Regions from separate parts of the Homo sapiens genome. Here region 2 is linked to region 1. A link is an interaction called in ENCODE POLR2A ChIA-PET data of the cell type or tissue named here. Cell type or tissue: MCF 10A. All regions are shown on one strand. Links, peaks and the distances in the headings refer to the core of each region. The heading gives the core; the rest is flanking DNA. Region 1 holds the start of LOC105373281 (a long non-coding RNA gene). Region 2 has its middle 120 kb from the start of FBXO28.

What was found. Peaks named below come from ENCODE experiments on the same cell type or tissue, not always from the same donor. Only the 100,000 strongest peaks of a DNase experiment are listed, where the experiment ranks them.
Region 2: POLR2A ChIA-PET joins it to region 1 with 24 read pairs; 4 of 35 experiments call an interaction of 5 or more read pairs at or near these places.

What each region holds. Positions count from the first base shown.
Region 1 is chr1:223,705,686-223,708,588 of GRCh38, forward strand. It overlaps LOC105373281 (a long non-coding RNA gene), which reads right to left and starts at 1,965. Exons shown (of 3, transcript XR_949164.2): 1 at 1,683-1,965. It also overlaps a transcript of CAPN2 not described here. RefSeq lists enhancers at 974-2,173, 2,174-2,673. In MCF 10A, for the core only: a CTCF peak has its summit at 2,573; DNase peaks (open chromatin) are centred at 586, 1,686, 2,146 and 2,516.
Region 2 is chr1:223,991,436-223,994,338 of GRCh38, forward strand. It overlaps the pseudogene GTF2IP20 and the pseudogene SEPTIN7P13. Among named protein-coding and RNA genes, the nearest start is that of FBXO28, 120 kb to the right of the region's middle. RefSeq lists enhancers at 970-1,593, 1,057-1,106, 1,594-2,215 and silencers at 1,227-1,366, 1,587-1,766. In MCF 10A, for the core only: a CTCF peak has its summit at 1,071; DNase peaks (open chromatin) are centred at 1,236 and 2,406.

The DNA of each region.
Region 1 (2,903 bases), core at 308-2,807:
CCATGGAGTGGAGAAAAGCATGCTGCTCTATATTTGTTCCCTACAACAGGAAGCGTGAAAACAGGATTTGCTGCCACATGTCAAGTACTCATGTGCCTGTAGAAGAAAGGGGCCATTGCTGCTGATGATAACAATGATAGCATCTAAGGTTTTATAGTTCCCCAAATAATTTCACATACACTGTGATTTGATGCTTATAACAACCGTGTGAACTATGCAAAGTAGGTATTATTTCCCCATTTTAAGAGATGGGAGAATGGATAGTTAGTATTTTGAAAATTGCCAGACCCCACACTTATAAGACTACATGTATTATTAGTAAAATTACTACTAGGGGACCCCAGCTATGAAAACCTCTCTGGGAGATAGCACTGGTGGGTGAGGGGCAGCAGCTTCGGCTCTTGCCTCCTGGCAAGGGTGGGATGTAATACCCTAAGCTCCAACAGACTGGGGAAAGAGAAGGGGCTTAGAAAACTGTCTGGGCTGCTGGATTTCTTTCCGGAGTTTCCCTCTCTCCTTCTACTGTCAGCACGTCCCATCTTTTGCAACACCAGGGAGAAGCCTTTCCATGCCTCTTCAGCTCTTGGAATCCCTCCAGAAGCCCCCTCCCTCCTGAGTGGCATCTAACAGGCCTGTCCAATACTCATGCTACAGCTATGAGGAAAGAATAAACCCTGCAGCTGCTTCAGAAGAGAAAGAAATCTCTTTTCAAATGAAACCGTTTTTTGCAGCCCTGTGGAATTCATATTCTCTGTGATCTCCTTTGGATTCAAATCACGGACCTGAAAGAGGGAGGGGAAGAAAACAGGTTCTTTTCCTCTGCCTGGGCCTGCCGTTCCCTCTGCCCTCCTACACTGGGTATGGACAGACCCCAAGGGACCATGGTCTAGGTGTTGGCAGCCAGGCTGGCTCTACAACACAACATGTCAGCTGCTCTGCTGGGCCTCTGTTTACTCATCCATTAAATGAGGAGATAAGATCTCCCTTGACTGGCTGTGAAGATTAAGTGCACAAATATGTGTAAAGTGCACAAATATGTCAAATAAAAACTGAGACTGACACGTGGAGGTGCAAAATTAAAAAGGAAGCTTTGGTTAGTATCTCCAGAACCTGGCTAGGCACGGTGGCTCACATCTGTAATCTCAGCGCTTTGGGAGGCCGAGATGGGTGGATCACCTGAGGTCAGGAGTTCAAGACCAGCCTGGACAACATGGCGAAACCCCGTCTCTATTAAAAATACAAAAATTAGCTGGGCATGGCAGTGAGCCCCTGTAATCCCAGCTACTCAAGAGGCTGAGGCAGGAGAATTGCTTGAACCCGGGAGGCGGAGGTTGCAGTGAGCCGAGATCACGCCACTGCACTCCAGCCTGGGTGACAGAGTGAGACTCCACCTCAAAAAAAAAAAAAAAAAAATCCAGAACCTGCAGATTGTGCCTCTGATGCATCTCAAACATCCAGGGCCAGGGAGAAAATAATCTAAAGAAAAATACTACTGAAAAAGATTCCATTGCCATGGCCCTCTGAGACACACACATTCTTATTCTCTTATTTTCTCTCTCTCTCTCTCTTCTTCTCTCTCTCTCTCTTTCTATCTCTCTCTCTCACTCCCTCTCTCATTTACTCACAAGGTCAGTGGCCCAGACCCAGGCAGTTCTGGATAATCCCAGCTGTTTCTGACTCACCACCATCCTCAGGGCTGGCTGACTCACTCCAGGAAGGTTTTCCACCATGAAGTGTTTGTCTATGTCCTTGTGTTCCCGTGAAAAGGATTGTGTGGTCAGAGAAAGAGAAGACTTTGCTGGGTCAGTGAGATAGCATAGTGTGAGAGGCTTTGGGAAGTAGAAAAAGCAACATTAACTCAGGTTTAAAAACTAGACTTTGTCCAAATGGTTGGGGAAAGTAGTCATTGTATGTGTTTGCAATTAAATTTGGGTGGCATAGGACAGCCTAAAGCCCTTTGTAAGCAGAGCTCTATGTGCGCAGCGATCCCTAGAAGGCTGGCAAGGGGAGTGGCCAGGGCTGCACCAAAGAGGGTGTTGCCTAGCTGGGGAAGAGGAACTTCAGGTGAGCCAGGAGGCTCTTCTGCTCCCAGGCTGTGCAAAGCTTCTGAGTTGACTGGAATGATAGGTCTGATCTGCCCATTTGTTGCTAAAATGACTTAGGAGGGAAATGACCTCCACCTGCCTGGGAGGAGTCACTTCCTCCAGAGATGAGCTGTCCTTGAGGAGATCAGTGGGAGGAGAAGCCTGCGCTCTGCCCCACTGGGCAGAAGGACAAGCTTTCTCCCAAGAGCCTCGAGCCCAGAAGAAGTCGGGGTGGGGCCAATGGAAATCAGACAGTGGAACAAATGAACAGCTTCCAGGACAGGGCTGTCGCTTTCCTCTGTTTTCAATTGTGATGGCTTCATGAAACCCTTGCACCAGAAACCCATGAGCTAGAAATGAATGCCTGTATCCCCATCTCTGGACTCAGAGTCCAGAGTGCCAACCATTACACAATGGAACCTGTGTCCCCGCCTTATTCAAGAGTAAAGAAAGCAAAGCCTGGTGGTGGACGGTGGTACCTGCCCATCAGGCAGCATGCCCAGACTTGCAAACCAGAGATGGAGGATGTCAAATAAAAACAAAACCATGGGAGACTGAGGCAGGAGAATCACTTGAACCGGGAGGCGGAGGTTGCAATGAGCCAAGATCGCGCCATTGCACTCCAGCCCGGGCAACAAGAGTGAAACTCTGTTTAAAAAAAAAAAAAAATCCAGACTTTTATAAAGGGACACTTCAATAGAAAGAAAGACTATTGCAGGCCAGGCGCAGTGGCTCACACCTGTAATCCTAGCACTTTGGGAGGCCAAAGCAGGTGGATCACCTGAGGTCAGGAGTTCAAGACCAGCCTGGCCAACATGA
Region 2 (2,903 bases), core at 199-2,698, 290 kb after region 1:
CTGCCTCAGCCTCCTAACTAGCTAGAGCCACAGGTGGACACATTATGCCTGGGTTTTTGTTTGTTTGTTTTGTAGAGACAGGGTGTCACTACATTGCCAGGCTGGTGTCAAACTTTGGAGTCTCGCTGTGTCGCCCAGGCTGGGGTGCAGTGGTGCGATCTTGGCCCAATGCAACCTCCGCCTCCCGGGTTCAAGTAATTCTCCTTTATCAGCCTCCCAAGTAGCTGGGACTACAGGCATGCGCCACCATGGCCGGCTGATTTTTGTATTTTTTGTAGAGACTGGGTTTCACCATGGCCAGGCTGGTCTCCAACTCCTGACCTCAGGTGATACACCCGCCTTGGCCTCCCAAAGTGTTGGGATTACAGGTGTCAGCCACTGAGCCTGGCGGAGCACTTTCTTATGTTATTAAGTAGCCTAACCCAGGTGGGGCGCTGTCCCTCACGCCTGTAATCCCGACAACTCTGATGGCCAAGGTGAGAAGATCGCTTCAACTCAGGAGTTTGAAACTGGCCCGGGCAACATAGCGAGGCCCCCCCCCCGACCCCATCTCTAGAAAAAAATACAAAAATTAGGCCAGGTGCCCACCGCGCCCGGCTAATTTTTGTATCTTTTGTAGAGACGGGGTTTCGTCATGTTGCCCAGGCTGGTCTCGACTCCTGAGCCCAAGCCATCCATCCTCCCGCCTCGGCCTCCCAAAGTGCTGGGATTACAGTAGGGCCCAGCCAGCCTCATGTTTTATTTAGCAGTCCCTCCCTGTTGCACACCTGGATAGTTTTTTTAATTTTTTTAGACAGGGTTTACCTCAATCTCGCAGGCTGGAATGCTGTGGTGGGATCATAGCTCACTGGAGCCTTGAACCTTTGGGTTCAAGTAGCTGGGGGGCTGAGGTAGGACTACAGAGATGGGGTTGCGCCATGTTGCTACGCTGCTCTTGGCCTGAAGGGTCCTCCCGCCTCGGCCGCGCCAGACATAGTTTTCTATTTTTGACCAACATAAACACTGTGCTGGGTCTGAATTTTTCAGCTACCCTTCTTCAGCCGGCAACACACAGGACCTGGCGGGGAGGTCGCTCTTACCAGTCCCCACTCTGACGAGAAAACTGCCCAGCTCCAGGCACCATAGCGCCCCAGTGACGCAGCCGAACACCCGCGCCTCTGACGTCGCCAAAGGCCCACCTCTATGGTGTCGGCGAAGACCCGCCCTTGTGACGTCACGGAAGGCGCGCTCTTGTGACGTCGCAGGGAACTACCACTCACGCAGAGCCAATCGGAACTCGCGGTGGGGCTGCTGGTTCTTCCAGGAGCGCGCATGAGCGGACGCTGCCTACGGGTGGCCGGGCGGGATGTAACCGGCTGCTGAGCTGGCAGTTCTGTGTCGCTAGGCTTCTGCCCGGCCGCCGCCGCACATAAGCTGCGAGGAGGAGCTTTACGACTTCCCGGTCTTCGGGGCCGGGCGCAGCAAGGGCCAGACTCTGCGCTAGCAGGCGCTGCGCGCCAACCGGCCGGCACCTGTCGCAGAAGGTGCAACCGATCGCACTGTCGCGCAGAAGCTCCTCAATGGCCAGCGCCAGCTGCAGCCCCGGCCGCCCACTCGCCTCATCTGAGCCTGGGTACGTGCGCCCCACAACGCCTCCCCCAGCCAGGGCCCGGGGATCCCCGGGAGCGTCCCCGGCTACCTGGCGCCGCTCATCCTGGGTAGGGTCGGCCCCCTCTGAGGCTGCCTGGCATGAGGGAGCTGCACCCCTGAGCTTGACCTCTGACGGCCCTTTGTAATAGCATTAAGTCTTTGAAACTTTGTAGCGGGGTAGAAGGGGCTAGGAAATGAAGAAAACATCTTTTTAAAAATATAAGCAGTCGGCTGGGCGAGGTGGCCCACGCCTGTAATCCCAGCACTTTGGGAGGTCGAGGCAGGTGGATCACGAGGACAGGAGTTCAAAACCAGCCTGGCCAGCATGGTTTCACTGAAACCCCGTCTCTACTAAAAACACAAAAATTAGTCGGGCGTGGTGGCTGGTGCCTGTAATCCCAGCTACCCGGGAGGCTGAGGCAGAGAATTGTTTGAACCCGGGATGCGGAGGTTGCAGTGAGCGGAGATCGCGCCACTGCACTCCAGCCTGGGCAACAGACCAAGACTCCGTCTAAACAAACAAATATATGTGTGTATATATATGCGATCGAGCCCGGGAGGTTGAGATTACAGTGAGCTGAGATTATATAAGCGATCGAGCACTGGAGGTTGATGTTACAGTGAGCTGAGATTGCGCCATTGCACTCCAGCCTGTGTAACAGAGGGAGACTCTGTCTCTAAAAAATTATATGCAAGTGAGAGCTTTTCTTCCAGCGCTCATGCTCAGACTGAAGAAAGTAATTGGGCCAGGCCCGGTGGCTCACGCCCGTAATCCCAGCATTTTGGGAGGCGGAGGCGGAAGCGGGTGGATCACTTGAGCTCAGGAATTCCAGACTAGTTTGGGCAACATGGTGGAAGCCTGTCTCTACAAAAATACAAAAAATTAGCTGGGCATGGTGGCACGCACTTGTAGTCTCCGCTACTTGCCGGGCTTAGGCGGGAGAATCGCTCAGCTGCAGCCTCGACCTCCAGGGGCAATCCATTTCAGCCTCCCAAAGTGCTGAGATTACAGGAATGAGCCATCGTGCCTGGCTTTACACTATATTTTAATACTTTTTTTGAAAATGGAAACTTTTACAGGCAATTCACTTCCTTCAAACTAATGATAAGGAAGTGATGCTGTTCTGTTCTGTTTTGTTTTTTGTTTTTGTGGGTTTTTTTTCTTTTTTGAGATGGGGTCTTGCCCAGGTTGGAGTGAGTTGGTGCAAACAAGGCTCACTGCAGCCTTGACCTTCGGGCTCAAGGAATCCTTCCCTGTCAGCCTCCCCGGTAGC